Regions from separate parts of the Homo sapiens genome. Here region 1 is linked to region 2. The links are chromatin loops, found by intact Hi-C in ENCODE. Cell type or tissue: B cell. All regions are shown on one strand. Links, peaks and the distances in the headings refer to the core of each region. The heading gives the core; the rest is flanking DNA.

Region 1 (10,136 bases), core at 3,072-8,071, 190 kb after region 2:
GGCCCTCCTATGGGGAAACATGGGGATAAGCATAATAACTGAAGGCAAAGGGGAACCATAACAAAGAATGGACCCGGTACCAAGGAGAAAGAGCAAGTAGGGGCCGGACGCGGTGGCTCACGCCTGTAATCCCAGCACTTTGGGAGGCTGAGGCGGGAGGATCACGAGGTCAGGAGTTTAAGACCATCCTAACCAATATGGTGAAAGCCCATCTCTACCAAAAATATAAAAATTAGCCGGGCGTGGTGGTGCACACCTGTAGTCCCAGCTACTCGGGAGGCTGAAGCAGGAGAATCGCTCGAACCCAGGAGGTGGAGGTTGCAGTGAGCCAAGATTGTGCCACTGCACTCCAGCCTGGGCGACAGAGCGAGACTCTGTCTCAAAAAGAAAAAAGAAAAAAGAAAGAGCAAGTCGGTTCTCTGGGGGAGGCCCATGACCATGCCACCAAGTTGGTGACACAAAAGCTGGTCTTGGAGAATGAGTCCAAGTTTGCCTGATGAAGGGAAAGGAAGGGCAACCCTGCAAGGCAGGCTCAGCCACAAAACAAAACCACTTGCTTGGCCAACTGCAAGAACTATAAAAGTTGGAGTAGGGGATAGGGTACAAAAGGAGTAGAAGGTGAAGGGGAAATGGTTGGTAGGGGCCAGATTGTAGTAGAGCTTGTCCACCATGTGAAGATGTCTGAAGTTTTATATCCTTTAAGCCAATGTTTCTCAAACTTTTCCACTTAAAGTACCCCAAGGCAGTGGATAACACAGGCATGGGAATAGAGGGCAGCCCATGTTGAGCTCAAACTCTCTTTAAAGGTCTTGTCTTTGAAATCATGTGATTCTTATATTCTACTCCATCTTATGTCTGTTTGTTTTAATATAAAAATGTTTACCTTAATAAATAAATAAAAATACATTTAAAATTAAAATAAGATAAATATTTTCTGAATCTCTAAATAAAATTTAAAGATTACGTTTAAAGATGTATTTATTATAAATAAAATTCAAGAGGTCAGGCCTGGTGGCTGACACCTGTTATCCAGTGTTTTTCGAGACCCAGACAGGAGGGTCGCTTGAGCCCAGGAGTTCAAGGGTGCAGTGAGCCATGATCACACCACTGCACTCCAGCCTGGGCAACAGAGCAAGACCCTACTTCAAAAAAACAAATGAGGGCCAGGCACAGTGGCTCGTGCCTGTAATCCCAGCACTTTGGGAGGCCAAGGTGGGAGGATAACTTGAGGTCAGGAATTCGAGACCAGCCTGGCCAACATGGTGAAACCCCATCTCTACCAAAAAATACAAAAATTAGCTGGGCGTGGTGGCTCACACATGTAGTCACAGTTACTTGGGAGGCTGAGGTGGGAAAATTGCTTGAACTCGGGAGGCAGAGGCTGCAGTGAGCCAAGATCGCACCACTGCATGACAGCCTGGGTCAAAAAAAAAAAAAAAATGAGGAAGATAATCTATTCTATATTTCTTCCGCCCTGTTTCCTTACATGAATCCCCCATCCCGGAAGTTGCTTCAGCAGGTCTGAGGACAGCCATAGGGATTTAAGCAGGATAGTTATGTGATAAGATTTATTTCTAGAAAGAGCCTTCTGACAATGGTGTAAAGAATGGATTGGAGATGAGAGAGGCTGAAGGCAGAGAGAGCAGGCGGGAAGCTCTGCAGTAACCCAGGCAAGAGATGGTAAAGGTGAAGCAGATAAAGAAGGGAAGAGTTTTGAGAGGCATTTAAGAAGTGGAGGCCAGGCACGGTGGCTCACGCCTGTAATCCTAGCACTTTGGGAGGCCAAGGTGGGTGGATCACTTGAGCTTGGGAGTTCTAGACCAGCTGGGAAACATGGTGAAACCCTGTCTCTACTAAAAACACAAAAATTAGCTGGCATGTGCCACATGCCTATGGTCTCAGCTATGTAGGAGGCTGAGGTGGGAGGATCACTGGAGCTCAGGAAGTCTAGGCTACAGTGAGCTATGATCACACCACTGCACTCCAGCCTGGGTGACAGAGCAAGACCCTGTCTCAAAGACAACAACAACAAGTGGAATTAGGGTCAGGCCCTGGGCTTACATCTGTAATCCCAACACTTTGGGAGGCCAAGGCTGGAGGATTGCTTGAGCCCAGGAGTTTGAGACCAGGCTGGGCAGCATAGCGAGACCTCATCTCTACAAAAAAAAAGAATCTAAAAGAAAATTAGCCAGGTGTGGTGGCACACCCCTGTGGTCCCAGCTACTTGGGAAGCTGAGGTGGGAGGATTGTTTGAGCCCAGCATGTCAAGGCTGTAGGTGAGCCGTGATCACGCCACTGTACTCCAGCTTGGGCAACAGAGCAAGACCCTGTCTTAAACAAACAAACAAGCTAAAGAAGTGGAATTAACAGTATTAGAAAACTGTCCTGGGGCTGGGTGTGGTGGGTGGCTCAAGCCATTAATCCCAGCACTTTGGGAGGCCGAGGCAGGTGGATCACATGAAGTCAGGAGTTTGAGACCAGCCTGGCCAACATGGCGAAATCCTGTCTCTACTAAAAATACAAAAATTAGCCAGGTGTGGTGGTGCATGCCTGTAGTTCCAGCTACTCGGGAGGCTGAGGCGTGAGAATCGTTTGAACTTGGGAGGTGGAAGTTGCAGTGAGCTGAGATCGTGCCACTGCACTCCAGCCTGGGTGACAGAGCAAGACTCTGGCCCAAAATAATAATAACAATAACAATAATAATAATTTGCAAATCATATATTATCTGATAAGGGATTTATATCCAGAATATATAGAGAAATCCTAAAACTCAACAACAATAAACAAACGGTCCGATTCAAAAATGGACAAAGGACTTGACTAGACATTCGTGCAAAGAAATTACACAAATGATCTATAAGCACTAAGACAACATAAAAAGTCGTCCAGCAAGCACCCTGCTGTTTAAGTTTCAGCCACCTTCTGACTCACACCTTGAGCTAGAACCATCCAACTGCGGGCTTTCTGAATTCCCATCCCACAGAAATAGAGATAACGAAATGGTTGTTGCTTTAAACCACTGAATTGGAGTGATTCATTTTGTAGCAATAGTTAATGGCACATAGTAAAATGTTAATATGTAGAGAATCTGGGTGAAGGGTATATAGGAACTCTTTGTAGAATGGTCCTCTACCTTGTGTATGACAAAGGGGTGGGGTTACAAGGATCATAGCTTCTTCTCAGGATTACTCAGGACAGTCTACACCACCCAAGTCTATACCTGTAACAATGAAGCTGAGCTGGAACTTCAGAATGGGAAAGCAAGATAAACTGAGCGTGCGACTTCCCTATTGCCTTGGTGACACCCAGATACCCTGCAGATGCAGTTAGAAACAGCTCCAGTTGTCCAACTCTGTGGCTAGAAAAAAGTGTAGCCTGGGTTTTTACTCTCCTAACCCCTTGATTTGTTTTGGGAATTATTGTCTACAAAGAGCTCTCTCCTTTCTGATAATTGCTTTAGGTGGAAGAAGAGAGGATATGCTGTGTCCCCTCTCTTTTCTTACTTACTCTATTTGTAACTTTCTTCTTTTTTCCCCAAGAAAATGGGCTTAGTTGGGGTGCTTTGGCACCAATAGTCCTGCGGCGGAATCTGTGGGAGCTAGACAGGGAGATTTGGAAGAGAATGCTAGGTTGTGAGCTCTTGCTTTTGAGTTGTTTGAAGAGAATGCTGCATCTCTGGCATGTCAACAAGCCCAGCAGAATCCAGTAACGTTCACCAAGAAGGCTTGATTAGAGCTGGTTAGGGGATGATCAGGATGGTTAGGTGTGAAGAGCTTACGCTGATTATGGAGGGTATGGGAGTCACGGGGTTGGTACCCAGTGAGGAAATTTACCTTAGTAGAAACATTTGGGATAGTGTAGAAGAGAGAAGAGCTAGAGGCGAGGATTCAGGAAATAGAGAATGCCAGAGTCTCAATTAACAGGATGGAAAGCTAAGGAGATGAAAGACTTATAATAGTAGCATAGTACTAAAAGACAAACTATGTGTAAAGGTATTAGAAATGGGGACTGGGACTCTGAGGCAGTTAGGCCAGAGAAAAGAAGAAGGAAAAGATTTGTCTTCATTTGATTCAATTACATAAGCATTTCTCAGAATCTGCTATGTGTCACATGCTGTGGTGGATGCTGAGGGAGCTGATGAAAAAGACAGAATTCCTGCCCACCAGGGTCACATAGTCTGGAGACACAGACACGTAAACAAATGACGATAGTGTAAGGTGTGTGTAAGAAAGGAGGAATGTACAGGGTTGGTACAAAGGTGACCTCAAGGCATCCATGGGAATCAGGGCTGAGGGAGGAAGAGCCAGAAGACATCAGCACAAAGAGAACCAAGATGCTGAAGTCACAGGGGGAAAGAACATACTGGAGCCCCGGGCAGAGCAGTGCTGGACAAGGACAGCAAGTGTGGAGAGGAAAGGGAGATCCAGAAGAACCGAGGAGATCCATAACAGCATGCTTGGAGGAGGAAATTCGGGAAAACGAATGGACATGTCAGAGGGAGCTAGTTATGAGGAAGTGGACTGCAAACCAGATAGTGAGCAAGATGAAGAAATGAGGTGTTTATCCTTGCAATGGGAGAGAGACAATAAGGCTGACAAAAACTCAAGTGGTCTGTGGATAGACGATTTCGTTAGCTCGATTTAAGGGTAAAGGGCACACTCTCTGGTAGGAGATGAAAGGGGATGTTTAAAACAGGTAGAAAAAAATTGGGCCGGGCGCGGTGTCTCACGCCTGTAATCCCACCACTTTGGGAAGCCGAGGCAGGTGGATCACCTGAGGTTAGGAGTTCGAGACCAGCCTGGCCGACATGATGAAACCCCTGTCTCTACTAATAATACAAAAACTTTGCCAGGCATTGTGGCGCACGCCTGTAATCCCAGCTACTCGGGAGGCTGAGGCAGGAGAATTGCTTGAACCCAGGAGGCAGAGGTTGCAGTGAGCCAAGATCGCGCCAGTGCACTCTAGCCTGGGCGACAAGAGTGAAACTCCGTCCCAAAAAAAAAGAAAAAAAAATGAATTTGGGAATTAGAGAAAAAGACTGTGATTGGAACCCACACACCAAGAGAGGAGATAAAACCCAGCCTTAGCTCTTCCATGTCGCTGAAAGAGAAGAAAACGTCTCTTTTTCCTTTTCCGTAGCCATAAAAGATGAAAATCCGTCATCCAGCTACTGAAATCAGGTGCACACGGTTGTTCCTCCTGTGATGAGACAGGGCGGAGGGATTGTTACCCTGTTGCCAGGGAAAAAGGAAGGGGCTGTTCCCAGTTGCTATGGTGACGAGGTAGGCGCGTTCCCTCGGTACCGCCGCACACGTCTGAAGCGGTCTCTTCTCCTCGTTGCTACGGCAACGCAGTGGGCCTGTTCCTGTCGCCCCCCGCCTCCCGCCGCAATCGCTAAGGCAAGGTGGAGGTAGGGGCTGTCCTCCCGCGGCTCAGTTGCCTTGGAGACGGCGGGTGCCCTGGCCCCGCCCCGCTCGGACTGACAGCGGCGGCCGCATCGCGCCTGCGCAGTGCCCTCGTCCCCCGCAGTCTCTGTGCGTTGAAGCCGGAGACCGCGGCGGCCTCAGCGAGGACCCTCCGCCCCGGAGCCGCCGGCCGGAGCCGCAGCCTCTGCCGCAGCGCCCCCGCCACCTGTCCCCTCCCCCTCCGCCTCCGCCGGAGCCGCCTCGTGCACTGTGAGTCCGGGCCGAGGCGACGGACGCCGTGGGGCTGAGTCAGCGGGAGGCCAGGGCCCGGGCTGGGGGAGGGGAACCGGGCTCCCCCCGCCCCTGCCTCCCCACCCGCACTCCCGCATCCCGACCGCGCCTTCCCCGCGCCGGTCAACCCCCTCCATCCCTGTCGCCGGGTTCCCTCCGGCCTTGGCGGCCCGGCCTCCCCAGCCACTCCCCCTCCCCTTCCCTCCCCTCCCCTTCCCTCCGTCTCTCCGGGTCCACCTTGAGGCTCCTTCCCCACTAGACGTGGCCACCGCACCTCTGCCCTGGGCTGATATTTTCTCCAAACTACCTCCCGTCCGCCCTTATCCCTTCTCCCTCCTCCTCACTCCTCCTAGGCCTGACATCTCCCGGCCTCTCTGGATCTCCCCAGTGATGTGCCAGAAAAAGAGTGACAGGAGAGCGAGGGGAGACTTGGGGGAGGGGGAACATCGGGCCAGGCCCAGCCTGGGGGCCTCGGGTTTCTTCCCCACACGCTCCTGCCTGGCTGGTTTGGGGAAGCAGGTCTGGACAGTTCTCACTGGCTGCTCAGAGCTTGCAGGGCTTTCCGAATAGATTTGGCTGGGAAGGGTTCAGCCCCATCGTGATCATCTAGCGTTTAATGAACGCGGCTAGTGCCTGGTGGCCTTCTAGTGGGCTGAGCTACTGCCCGGCCGGTGTTGCGGAGCGGGGAGTAGAAGTAGTGGAGGGAAGGGAGAAGAGGTTGCGTTTGGGAGCTCCAAGTTCCTGCGCTTCCGGTGTGGTGTTGTGAATAAGCATCTTGCGGAACTCTTTAAAATGCTTTTTTTTTTTTTTAAATCGCACTACAACCCTGGTATAATGTGAGGTTTGGAAAAAGGCCTGATACCATCCATAGGAAGTGCTTACTGTTTATATATGAAGGGGCTGTGGCAGGACTTGATCTTGGATTCCTGTAAATTAACTAATTGGATAGTAGTGAGTTTTTAACATAACGTGTGCAGAGTTGAGAGGAAGGAGAAAAATCGAAGCTTCTCCATGGTGTAGGTGTGAGGCCTGTACACTGTGCCTCCTCCAGCTGTGTGTCTTTGTGGGGCTGTCACCAGATAGGGGTTCTAGCATATTTGGACAATTCCCTGGGTTATGTTTGCTACCCCTCCACCTGCCCATCTTGCAGTCCCTGTTCTTGGAATAGAAGAGGGTCCCAAACAGTTTTCTTTTTCCAGAAGAACTGAGTTGAAGTCAGAGTTAGTGCCCAGAGCCAGAAACTCTTAATAAACATGTCTCAACTTGAGGGCCCCTAACTACTATATGACCTCATTGTCAGCTTCTTTTTTATTTGGCTTCCAAATTTCAGTGTGCTTTTAGAAAGCACGTGTAAATATAAGCCAGATCTACCGCACAAGAGGCTTTGGGATTTTTACTCCAGATGGTAAAAGGAACGCATGGTCCATTTCTAAAAATCATGGTGAAGGAGCCACTCATTTGGAGTTTCCGGGGTTGCAAACAATGAGAAATAACTATTTCACTCTTTACTTTGCTCAATCATGGCCTATTGGCAGCCTCCTCATAGCCACTCCCTGCCCCCATGCCCATCAGATTAGTTTACAGTAGCCAAGACGGCTGTCGCCCTAGTTTTAAACATAGAGATGAAGTTCAGGAAAACTATAGCCCCCATCCAGCAGGGCAGTTTCTTCTGTTTCGAATGCCAGACTGGGGTTTGGTGGGATGCACCTGCCTGTGGTGCAGTGGGAACTGTGGGGCCTGAGAGTGGCATTCCTTCTGTGTGGTCCTGTGTCACATAGCTCACCAAAATACCCGAGCAGGGCAGGAGCAGACAGCTGTACTGGAGAGCTGCTCCTCCTGGGCTGAGTGTATTTTGGGAATCAGCGATATTACTGGGGTGGAGGGTTGTGAATTAAGGAGGAAGAAAATGTGTCAAGGCTAGATAGATCAGGAGGGTGTAAGTAAAATGTTCCTTTCCAGTTTGCTATGGGATAGTACATTTTCAGAGGATCAGAGTAGTTTTTATATGGATTAATTTGCCTTTGAAATCCATACCAGTGTTTTATGAGATAATGATGGAATGCCTTTTAAACTGCTACTATGAGGAAACAGGACTAATACTTGTCTTATACATTGCCTATCCAGCTGTTGCTGAATGTAATTGTTAAGATCAAGGAGAGGGACATGATTTGAACCAAGTTAGACCTAAATCTATGTAATGGTATTGAGGTTTTGTAGGACTGTATTCTTGATTCTAAGACACACCAGCAATTTACCAATAGCTTTTAGGTAAAATAATCTAATGCTACCAGATCAAAATATATATGCTGATTCCAAGGTGCATCCTCATTTTAGAAACATTAAAACCCTCGGGAAATGGCAAGACTTGAGGGAGGGATTTGTGAATCTTGGAACTGAGAAAGAATGCTATTGATAGTATTCCTGTGTGATGATGCCGTTTCTGACCTACCGTCCTGAGAGTGCATGCATTGTGAAGCTGAGTTTCTTCTAGTCCTTCCTGCACGCCAGCACACATTGTGGGGTTGTATTTGTAAGATGACTGGCTGGAGTTAGGCATAGTAGGAGGCTATTGAACGGAGGAAAGTTCCCATATGAGAATCCAACCCAGGGTCTTAATGTGGTACTCTCCAGAAACTGAGCCAACTAACTGGCAGCAAACGTCTTATGAGCTATTCCTGAATTTAGCCGAGTAACATTTGTCAGAAGCCGAACAGAAAATATAGTTTTTTTTTTTTTTTTTTTGAGACGGAGTCTCGCTCTGTCGCCCAGGCCGGACTGCGGACTGCAGTGGCGCAATCTCGGCTCACTGCAAGCTCCGCTTCCCGGGGTTCACGCCATTCTCCTGCCTCAGCCTCCCGAGTAGCTGGGACTACAGGCGCCCGCCACCGCGCCCGGCTAATTTTTTGTATTTTTAGTAGAGACGGGGTTTCACCTTGTTAGCCAGGATGGTCTCCATCTCCTGACCTCATGATCCACCCGCCTCGGCCTCCCAAAGTGCTGGGACTACAGGCGTGAGCCACCGCGCCTGGCCAGAAAATATAGTTTTTTAAAACAGAATGCATCTGCCCTGATTTGCTTACAGATACATTTGTAAAGGTCCCAAGGCACATGTCTCCCTCGCTTAGGATGTTAGCACTGGAGGTGACCCCAGATGGTATAGTTTAATGCCCTCATTTCTAAAGTTGACACAAGACACCAAGAGTTAAATGACTTACCTAAGGTCACCCAACCCATGCAGAACGTATGTAAAAACACTTTGTAAACTGTGTACACTAGGCAGATGAATGTTGGTGGTTATTAGTGGCTGAGTCAGGATTAGATCTCCAGATTTCCAGACTAGAGTTATTCTTCAACACCACATTGCCTCATCCCTCATAATGTTCCAAAGGGTTTTAATAAAAATAATTTAGTAGTCCGTAATTAGCCCTGTAGGCAAGGGCTTGTTTTGTCATCTGAGATGCTGCACAGCCAGGCAAAATTTTGTGTCAAACTGTCTAACTAAATATTTATTCTTGCCACTTTAAAAATAATATTTTTTATCACACATTCTGACTTCAGGAAGGTCTTTCTTTTTTTAATTTGCATCAACTAACAGAAAAGCAAATGTGAAGTTGGGTATTTGAAGTCTTTTCTACTTCTTATCTGTGAGACTGCCGCATTCCAGAAAGCAAGGTGGAGAGGCAGATGGGGCTGAGAGGAGGAGCGTGCACATTGGGCAGCTGCGGGCTTATCTTCCACCTCTCAGAATGGAACCTTTTGTAGTTTCTGGGAGCCATAAGGACTTCTAAACCCTCTCCTTGGGAAGCGCGGAGGCAGCCTGACCTCTGGAAGCAGGCAGACTTGAGTTCAGATCCCCATCCAGCCATCTCCTGGCTGTGTGGCCTTGGGTGAGTTATGTTACCTCTGAATGCCAGTTTCCTCATTTATAACCCTGGAATAATAACTATCTGTTTTACAGGGTTGTTGTGAAGATTAAATGAAAGGGAGTATGTAGAGTGCTTGCTTCATAAGAAATAGCAATGATTATTTTATATTGACTAAAGCATAAAATAGCAAATAATGGTTTCAAAATTGTTTCGTGATTTAGGTCCATCTTGGACTCTCAGTTTTGTAGCCCCCATCTCTCAGCACCCCTCTCGGTATTTGACACGAACAGAGAAAAGGTTTGTACCGGGAAGACCCGGCACTTGCATTATTATTTCAACTGCCAAAACCGGAGTATATGAAATGTATCTTTGCTCCATGTATTCAGCCAACCTGAAAGACTGGCAGGACAGGAGCATTTGACTTTAGGAGGCACAGATGTGGTGTGCTTGGGTGTGTGGTGGGGGTGGCTAGTTCTCCAGCAGGGAGGCCAGTCTGGGGAGTGGTCTTCATTTGAAATAGAAAAGCTGCTGAGCTCTTGCTTGTGAGGGACACACATGTGGTCTTTATTGACTT
Region 2 (9,828 bases), core at 268-5,267:
ATTTTTCTTTTTAGAGACAGAGTCTTGATCTGTTGCTGTCACTGGGGTGCAGTGGCATGATCCTATCTCACTGTAGCCTTAAACTCCTGGGCTCAAGTGATCCTCCTGCCTCAGCCTCCCGAGTAGCTGGCACTACAGGCATGCACCACCGTGCCCAGCTAATTGTTTTTATTTCCTGCGGAGATGGGGTCTCACCACGTTGCCCAGACTGATCTCGAACTACTGGGCTCAAACAATGCTCCTGCCTTGGCCTTCCAAAATTTTAGGATTACAGGGGTGAGCCAGTGTACCCAGCCCATTTTTTATACTGTTTTTTTACTGTGCCTTTTCTAGGTTACATATGTTAGATACACAAATACCATTGCATTACAGTTGCCTACAGTATTCAGTACAGGAACATGCTGCACAGGTTTGTCGCCTAGGAGCAATAGGCTATACCATATAGCCAAGGTGTGTGATACACTATACCATCCAGGTTTGTGTAAGTACACTTTATGATTGCACAATGACAAAATCGTCTAACAACACATTTCGCAGAGCATATCCCCATTGTTAAGCATGGGAACTGTATAATGCCTTTATTATATATACATGACTATATAATAAGGGCTATATGATAAGCCAGAGTTACCATGGCACCACAAAATGTTTTTTAAAAAATCAGCCAAGTGGCAGGGTGCGGTGGCTCACGCCTGTAATCTCAGCACTTTGGGCGTGGTGGCACACGCCTGTAGTCCTAGCTACTTGGAAGGCTGAGGCAGGGGAATCGCTTGAACCCGGGAGGCAGAGGTTGCAGTGAGTGGTGGTCGCACCACTGCACTCCAGCCTGGTGACAAAGTAAGACTCCATCTCAAAAAAAAAAAAAAAAAAAATTAGCCAAGTGTGATGGTACATTCCTGTTAGTCCCAGCTACTCAGGAGGCTGAAGTGGGAGGATTGCATGAGTCCAGCAGTTCAAGGCTGCAGTTAGCTGTGATTGCACCACTATACTCCAGCCTAGACAATAGTGCAAGACCCGGTTGTGGGGCGGGGTTAATATATATATATATATATATACACACACACACACAACATAGAATTTACCATTTTAACCAGTTTTAAGTGTACAGTTCAGTGGCGTTAAGCACGTTCACAGTGTTGTGCAACCATCACCACCATCCATATCCAGAATTTTTCATCTTCTCAAACTAAAACTCCCCACCTATTAAATACTAACTCCCCATTCCTCCCTTACTCACTGGCAACCACCATTTTACTTTCTGTCTCTATGAGTTCCGTTATTCCAGGTACCTCATACAGTATTTGTCCTTTTTTTTTTTTTTTTTTGGAGACAGAGTCTTGCTCTATTGCCCAGGCTGGAGTGCAGTGGCACAATCTCAGCTCACTGCAACCTTCCCCTCCTAGGTTCAAGCAATTCTCCTGCCTCAGCCTCCCGAGTAGCTGGGACTACAGGCCCGTGCCACCACGCCCGGCTAATTTTTTGTATTTTTAGTAGAAGCGGGTTTTCACCAGGTTAGCCGGGATGGTCTCGATCTCCTGACCTCATGATCCACTGGCCTCAGCCTCCCAAAGTGCTGGGATTATACAGGCATGAGCCACCACACCCGGCCTTGTCCTTTTTTTTTTTCTTTTTTTTTGAGAGAGGTGCCACTCTGTCGCCCAGGCTGGAGTGCAGTGCCACAATCATGGCTCAGTTCAGCCTCAACCTCCTGGACTCGAGCGATTCTCCCACCTCAGCCTCCTGAGTAGCTGGGGCGACAGGCATACATCTGCACGCCCGGGCTAATTTGTGTGTGTGTGTATCTTTGGTAGAGGTGGGGTTTCTTTCTTCCTTCTCCTCCTTCTCCTTCCCCTTCTCTTTTTTTTTTTTTTTTTTTTTTGAGACAGAGTCTCACTCTTGTCGCCTAGGCTGGAGTGCCGTGGCATGATTTCGGCTCACTGCAACCTCCGCCTTTCAGGTTCAAGCAACTCTGCCTCAGCCTCCTGAGTAGCTGGGATTACAGGCGTGAGCCACAGCACCTGGCAAATTTTTATATTTTTAGTAGAGACGGGGTATCGCCATGTTGGCCATGCTGGTCTTGAACTCCTGACCTCGGGTGATCTGCCTGCCTCGGCCTCCCAGAGTGCTGGGTTTACAGGCGTGAGCCACCACGCTCGGCAAGATGGAGTTTCGCCATGTTGGCCAGGTTGGACTCGAACTCGAACTCAGTGGTTCCGAACAACTTGGCCTCCCAAAGCGCTGGGATTACAGGCATGAACCACCGCACCCCAGCCCAGCATTTGTCCCTTGGTGGACTGCTTTATTTCACTTAGCATAACGTCCTCAAGGTTCATCTATGTTGCAGCAGGTGTCAGAATTCCCTTCCTTTTAAAGGCTGAATAACATTGTGGTATACACCCCATTTTGTTTATCCGTTCATCTGTTGGTGTGTATTCAGGCTGTTTCTGCCTTCGGGCTGTTGTGAAGAATGCCGCTATCAACATGGGTGTGAGAATATCTGTTCAAGTCCCTGGCTATATTTAAATTCTTTTGGATATTTAGCCAGAAGTGGAATTACTGGATCATCTGGTAATTCTATTTTTGATTTTTTGAGGAACCACCAATACTATTTTTCACAGCAGCCGCAGCATTTTACACTCCCACCAGCAATGCACAAGGGTTCCATGAAATCACTAATTTTATAACATTTTTCCTGATTACATGTTCACTGTAGAACATTTAGAAAATGCAAGAAATAAAATTTAGAAAATTAAAATTCCCCTTATTCTACATACCGGGACATGACTTGAATTTTTATTATCCCCAACAAAGGGAAGAGAGCATTTTTTTGGGACGATTGCGTTGCTATAGTGCCGAGGCCTGCCCTGCCCGGACCTTATTCTCAAAGCCCCGCCGATCCCGCCGTCCCCGCGACCCCAAGCGTCAGCAAAGTTTATGCAGTTGAACTGGATTCTGAGTATATCTGTGGATAGTTCCTGGGAGAGTCGCAGATACGACACGGGGTTGTCACATTCTCTATGGGTCTGTTTCCTCATCTTTAAAAGCCATCTCTGCGTTGCTAAGGCAAAGCATAAAATGTTTGAGGAAAGCGACTTTTCTAGAAAGCACGTTCTACAAACACACCATCCACGTTCCAAACTGAGCTTCGGTGTTTTGACTGGAGGGCACCTGAGGACGTCAGTACGGTCCCGCAAAGACCAGCAACCAGATTGGCAAGCAGGGGGCAGGAGAATTTCCCGCCCCATCTCTTTAGTTGTCTATTGGTTGATTTTACCATCAGTCTCCCCTGTCCTCCTATCATCGCCGCTATATTTGTGTCTCGGTGCATACTCTCATTGGCCCTACCTGCAGTCGCTCTACGTAAGGGGCGTTCCAGAGTCAGCCACTGGGAGTCGCTGGATTCGGGTTTTAAAAAACGCCGGCCGTGAAGTGGGCGGAGCGAGCGATTTGAACGCGAGCGGCGCGGACTTCTGCCAAGCACCGGCTCATGTGAGGCTCGCGGCACAGCGTTCTCTGGGCTCCCCAGAAGCCAGCCTTTCGCTCCCGGACCCGGCAGCCCGAGCAGGAGCCGTGGGACCGGGCGCCAGCACCCTCTGCGGCGTGTCATGGGCCCGCGCCGCCGGAGCCGAAAGCCCGAGGCCCCGAGGAGGCGCAGCCCGAGCCCGACCCCGACCCCCGGCCCCTCCCGGCGGGGCCCCTCCTTAGGTAACCGGCCGCGGCCCCATCTCGAAGAGGAGAAAACCGAGGCTCGCAGGCGGAGCCCGGATCTCCCGAGTCCCGATCCCGTGGCACTTCCCTGTTGGGGGACAACGCGGTTCCGCCGTCCGGCATCCGCTCCGGGCACGGGCGGTGCCAGCCCTGCGAGGGGCTGGAGCAGGCGGTTCCGAAAGCGGGAAGGGACCGGCTTAGCCACTTGGCTCCTAACGCCGTCTTCTTGTTAGGACTAGTGGTTACCCAGCGCCCACCGCCCACCGCCAACCAGGCATTGCCTCCCACTGTTCGTGCGTTATCTCAGCTTCATATTGTGCCCATTTTACAGCTAATGAGAAAGCCGAGGCACAGGCCAGAGAGCTTGAGCAGAGTCACACAACTTGGTGTTCTGGCGGACACGGGATTTCCAATCCTCTGTGTTTGTGCATTTTTAAATTGCAAAAGTATTGACTGCTTTCGGTGACGATTTCAAACAGGAGTCCTCTTAGGAGGTGTCTTTCAGGGGTTTTTTTTCCCTTCCGGGAGAGGCTGTTAGGCCTTGAACCGAGGCCCTCTGCGCTGCTCACTCTGTTGCCTTCCAGAGCTTGTGTCCGGGAAAAGGGGCCGAAGTCTGTGTCTTAATTGTCTATGGTGGGCTGGTGGATGGGAGACCCAACGGCAGGAGGAGGCAGATGCCTGTATGGTACATGGTGGCAACAGCTGCTTTACTTATCTCTTAACTCTTGCTACGTAGCTATGAGGAAGATGGGAAGTGTATTGTAGTTTATTTGTTTCATTGCTTTTTGTAGAGACTGGGTCTCCCTGTGTTACCCAGGCTGGTCTCAAACTCCTGGCCTCAAGTGATCCTCCTGCCTGGGCCTCCCAAAGTGCTGGGATTGCAGGCATGAGCCACTGTGCCTACAGGCTTTTTTGGGTTTTTTGTTTTGTTTTGGAGACGGAGTCAGGCTTTGTCGCCCAGGCTGGAGTGCAGTGGCGCGATCTCCGCTCACGGCAAGCTCCGCCTCCTGGGTTCACGCCCTTCTCCTGCCTCAGCCTCCCGAGTAGCTGGGACTACAGGCGCCTACCACCACGCCCGGCTAATTTTTTGTATTTTTGGTAGAGACAGGGTTTCACCGTGTTAGCCAGGATGGTCTTGATCTCCTGACCTCGTGATCCGCCCACCTCGGTCTCCCAAAGTGCTGGGATTACAGGCGTGAGCCACCGCGCCCGGCCGGCTTTTTGGTTTTTTGTTGTTTTTTTTTTGAGACCCATCGCCCAGGTTGGAGTGCAGTGATGCCACGAGGGTTCACTGCAGCCTCAACTTCCCAGGCTCAGGTGCTTCTCCCAGCTCAGCCTCCCGAGTAGCTGGGACTACAGGCATATGCCACCATGCCGGCTAATTTTTTGTATTTTTAGTAGAGGTGGGATTTTGCCATGTTGCCTAGGCTGGAGTAGGTTGTTTCTAGATGTTGCTGTTGCGAATGGGATTTTTTTTCTTTCCCAAAACACGAGGATTTAACCTTTGCTTCCAGCCAACTTGCTGAATTCTCGTTCACCCTAGTCGTTTTTAGTTGCTCCAGTTGGAATTTTTAAGTAGACTATTATGTCATCTGCAAATAACTTTTGAATCTTCCGTTTTCATTTCTACACATTTTATTTATTATTGTATGGTACTAGTAAGGCCCTGAGACTCACTAAGAGTGGTGTTTTGGTCATCTTTGTCTTGTTTGTAATTTTAACAGGAATATTAAGTATGATGTTTGCTGTTGCTTTCCAAGGTAGAAGCATCCTTCTACTCCTGGTTAAATGGAAGGTTTATCTCAAATGGGCAGTCAACACTTCTTGGCAGTCCTACCACCTTTGTCTGGTATTCTTTCTTCAATTTTCGAGACAGAGTCTCACTCTTGTCATCCAGGCTGTAGTGCAGTGGTGCTATCTTGGTTCATTGCAGCCTTGACCTCCTGGGCTCATGCAGTCCTCCTGCTTCACCCTCCTGAATAGCTAGGATGACAGACCTGCACCACCATGCTTGACTATTTTTAAACCTTTTTTGTAGAGACAAATTGTTTTGTCTCTACAGAACAAAAAAAAAACAGCCATCGTGCCTGGCCTTTGTCTGGAATTCTTGCTTTTCCATTCTCCCCATGACTATTTCATACCTTTTTCTCCCTCCTCGACTTCCTACAGCTCCATTCCCCCCACTCACTCTTAGCCAATAATGGCCTTGACTAGGTGTCCCCCTTCCTATCAAAGCCCTTCCTTCTACATGGGGTCTTGGTCATATCCTTCTTTCACCTACAGAGGAGCTTTCTACCTGTGCTTAGATAAATCCAGACACTTCACACTGGCATCGGCACATATGCTCTAGTATTTATGATGTTTTGTTTTGTTTTGTTTTTGTTTTTGTTTTTGAGACGGAGTTTCCCTCTTGTTGCCCAGGCTGGAGAGCAACGGCGTGATCTCGGCTTACCGCAACCTCTACCTCCCGGGTTCAAGCGATTCTCCTGCCTCAGCCTCCCGAGTAGCTAGGATTACAGGCATGCACCACCGCATCCGGCTAATTTTGTGTTTTTAGTAGAGACGGGGTTTCACCATGTTGGTCAGGCTGGTCTCCAACTGCCAACCTCAAGTGATCCGCCCACCTTGGCCTCCCAGAGTGCTGGGATTACAGGCCTGAGCCGCTGCGCCTGGCCGTATTTACGATCTTAAGAGAAAGGGCAGGAGTGTTTCCTTGACCCCACATTCTCACTTCCCTATACCTCCCATTTCCCTCTACTTCCCTTCATAGCTGTCCTTTTAAAATAGCCAGACTTGTTAGGTCCACATACATTGCATCTGATTCCTCCCTTCCTAGTGACCCTACAACCCACTCCAATCTGACTCCCCACAACCACTACCCCCACTTCTAATCTGCTTGAACTACTCCTGTCAGGGTCACTAGCACCTTTTGTAGTGCCAAATCCAGTAGGTGGGTCTGTGTTCTTACTGTGTCTCAGAAGCATTTGACGCAGTGGGCCTCTTTCTCCTTGAAGCGTTCTGTTCCCTTGGCTTCCATGCCACTGTGCACTCTGGCAGTTCTGCTTGGTGTTCTCTACTGCCTGTGCTGCCTCCCTCGGCTCCTTGATGTTGGACTTCCTTGACATCCTTTTCCTTTCTACCCCCTCCCTAGGTGGTCTCATCTCCTCCGTGGCTCTAAATCCCACTCATACATTGACAGCTCTCAAATATCTGTATACCTGGATCTCTCCTCTGACCCCAGATACCTATATCTAACTGCCTTTCTACCTGAAGGCTCTTGGTTATGTTAAACTTAACACACCCAAAACTGAACTTCTGGTTACTCCCCTCCAGCCCCTTCATCCTCAGCTTCCCCATTTCAGTAAATGGCACAACTACCCACCCAGTTGTTCAAACCACAAGCCTGGGAGACCCCCGTCTCCAATACAAATGCAGGTCCAGATAATTCTACTTCCAAACTGCATCCTTAATCACTCCATTTTCACCATCTCTGCTCCCACTAGCCTAGTCCAAGCTACCAGCAGCTCTCGAGCAACTGTGAGAGCCTCCTAATCAGCTGCCACTCCACTTCCACTCTGTCCCTTTCTACTTCTTTCCTTACACAGCAGCTGGAATGACCTTCCACATCTCTATCCTGCATAAAACTCTTCCCTGGCTTCTTATTACAGTAGGATTAAATTCCATCTCCTCATGTTGGCATTTCAAGACCCAGCTACTAAATTTTTGATCCCAGTTCTTTTCCATGATCTCTCTAATTGGTTACTTTTCATAACCACTTGTTCTTGGGTCATGGATTTCATATCTCTGTTACCTCTCTGAGTTCATTAACCATTTTTCTCTCAAAGTTTCTATTTCTTTTCTCTATTAACTCAATTTCCTCTGGTATTGGCTATTTTGTTTGTTGAGTTTGGTTCCTTTCTTTCATGGTATTGGCCTTCTTAAATTGTTGGGTGATCTTTAGTTGTGTTCATCTTCAAATTTTCTGTGAATGCTATGTCTTGTTTATTTTTTTATTTTATTTTATTTATTTATATATTTTTGTTTGAGACACAGTCTCATTCTTGTTGCCCAGGCTAGAGTACAGTGGTGCGAGCTTGGCTCACTGCAACCTCCATCTCCTGGGTTCAAGCAATTCTCCTGCCTCAGCCTCCCAAGTAGCTGGGATTACAGGTGCCTGCCACCATGCCCGGCTAATTTTTGTATTTTTAGTAGAGATGGGTTTCTCCATGTTCATCAGGCTGGTCTCGAACTCCTGACCTCAGGTGATTGACCCACCTTGGCCTCCCAAAGTGCTGGGATTACAGGCGTGAGCCACCGCACCCAGCCCTATGTCTGTTTATTAAAGACTGCCTCCAGTGACTGGATTGCCAACTGGTGGTGGGGAGGGAGGGAGGTGTCAGTAGTTTTTCTCCTGGGCATGGGTCTTCCCAGTTTTAAATGTTATCAGTCTTCTGGACACTGCCCTGTTTCATTGGCCTGTGTTCTCTAGCCTCACCCAGGGATGGTCTCCTCTGCTGGCTGCCTGGCACAGGCCATCTCTGGATTGTCTCACCTACCCTACTTGCTCTTGCAGCTCTTCTAACACTTCGTGATTAGTTTATTGTATTAAATGCCTTCTATCGAACTTGGTGTAGAGTCTCTTTGCTTGGCTGGATCCTGAATAACATTTCTGAAACAATTTTATCCGTCAACATGTTATTTTTGTATTTTGTTTGTTCAACTTATCAGATGTTCACTCATCTTGATCCTTGGTTGTAATTATGGAGCAACTGTGCTGTTTTTTCTTTAACTTTATTTTCACTAACTTATTTTCTAATATTTCTTTTGTTCTATCTTGTTTTGGTTTACTTTAATAACTCTGTAATACTTAATTTGACTGCTTGGCTCAGATACCTTTTAGTGTTCTTGTTTTCTAATAGGAACACTTTAAGGCTATGCATTTTCCTCTAGTACTATTTTGGCTGTATCTCATAAGTTTTGGGATATGGGCTTTTTATTGTTATTCATTTCCAAATAGTCTAATTTCAATTAAGTTTCCTCTTCAACACAGGTTAGTTAGAAGAAACTGGTTTTTGATTCATGAGTTTTTAATTTCCAATTAGAGAATTTGGCTTTTTTGATTCCTACTTTTGGGAATGTTTTTAAAATTATTTTCTTTTTTGTTCTTGTTGGAACCAGGATTTGAGCCAAAGGCTCTGTCTCCACAGCCCAGGTGCCTGACACTGACACTGAGTTAGGCCACACCTTACACAGGTCTCAGCTTGGCCACTAATGAGGGCTGGCCAACCATCTTCACCTCGCTGGGCCTCAGGATGATCAAGACAAGGGAATTGTACTAGTCTCTCAGATTCTTTCCAGCTGTAAAAAACAAACCAACAAAAAATCTAAAACCAAAATAACTGAGCTTCCAATCTAGGTGGGAAAGATCTAAGACTTGTACAAAGTCCTGCAAAGCCCAGAGGAGGGCGGTCACCCATCTGTTTGGAAGGATCAGGATTCGGGAAAGACTTCATGGAAGAGTTAGCATTTAAAATCAACTGCAGAGGATCATTCACTCATTCATTTAACAAATGTTTATTTAGCACCTATCTGCTATTTTCTAATTGCTGAAGATAGCAGCAAAATTACTATATATCAGGTTGGTGCAAAAGTATTGTGGTTTTTGCCATAACTGCAATGACTTTTGCAGCAACCTAATAAAACAGACAAAAATCCCTGCTCTGTGGAGGGTAGGCACATAGATATAGTCTAGCAATTTGACAGCTTACCTGACTCAGCCAAGCTGCGAGGCACCACCTATTTTCCACTGAACTTACCTTTCTTTTGCTCAGGCGCTTCCTCCCATCAACACAGTCGGCGGAGACAAGGTTGGCTAAAGGAGATCCGAAAGCTTCAGAAGAGCACACACCTCTTGATAAGGAAGCTGCCCTTCAGCCGCCTGGTAAGCTCCGGGAGCTTCCCACCAACCCCTATGCCACCCTCCTTTTTTTAAATTTTCCCAGGTATTAGGGACCCTACTGTCTCTTAACTAACTGGCCAAGGGACCTCTTTTGTAACCTGGTAGGGGATTCTTTTCTGAAAACATGAGCCCTCCAAGAGCACCTTGTAATTCTTTATGGA

The links. Peaks named below come from ENCODE experiments on the same cell type or tissue, not always from the same donor. Only the 100,000 strongest peaks of a DNase experiment are listed, where the experiment ranks them.
Region 1: a loop joins it to region 2, with 14 times the contacts of the local background. A loop is called at or near these places in 2 of 110 quality-filtered maps.

What each region holds. Positions count from the first base shown.
Region 1 is chr2:26,965,128-26,975,263 of GRCh38, forward strand. MAPRE3 (microtubule associated protein RP/EB family member 3) reads left to right here and starts at 5,510. Exons shown (of 7, transcript NM_012326.4): 1 at 5,510-5,675. RefSeq lists a silencer at 5,395-5,724. In B cell, for the core only: no CTCF peak of the experiment used is centred there; DNase peaks (open chromatin) are centred at 5,304 and 6,314; H3K4me3 peaks cover 1,407 bases; H3K27ac peaks cover 709 bases; H3K27me3 peaks cover 565 bases.
Region 2 is chr2:26,782,592-26,792,419 of GRCh38, forward strand. It overlaps CENPA (centromere protein A), which reads left to right and starts at 3,465. Exons shown (of 5, transcript NM_001809.4): 1 at 3,465-3,705; 2 at 9,540-9,649. The coding sequence starts at 3,606. RefSeq lists enhancers at 1,866-2,635, 2,897-2,996, 4,087-4,136, 4,197-4,246 and a silencer at 3,647-3,756. In B cell, for the core only: CTCF peaks have their summits at 3,082 and 3,353; DNase peaks (open chromatin) are centred at 3,330 and 4,290; H3K4me3 peaks cover 1,763 bases; H3K27ac peaks cover 448 bases.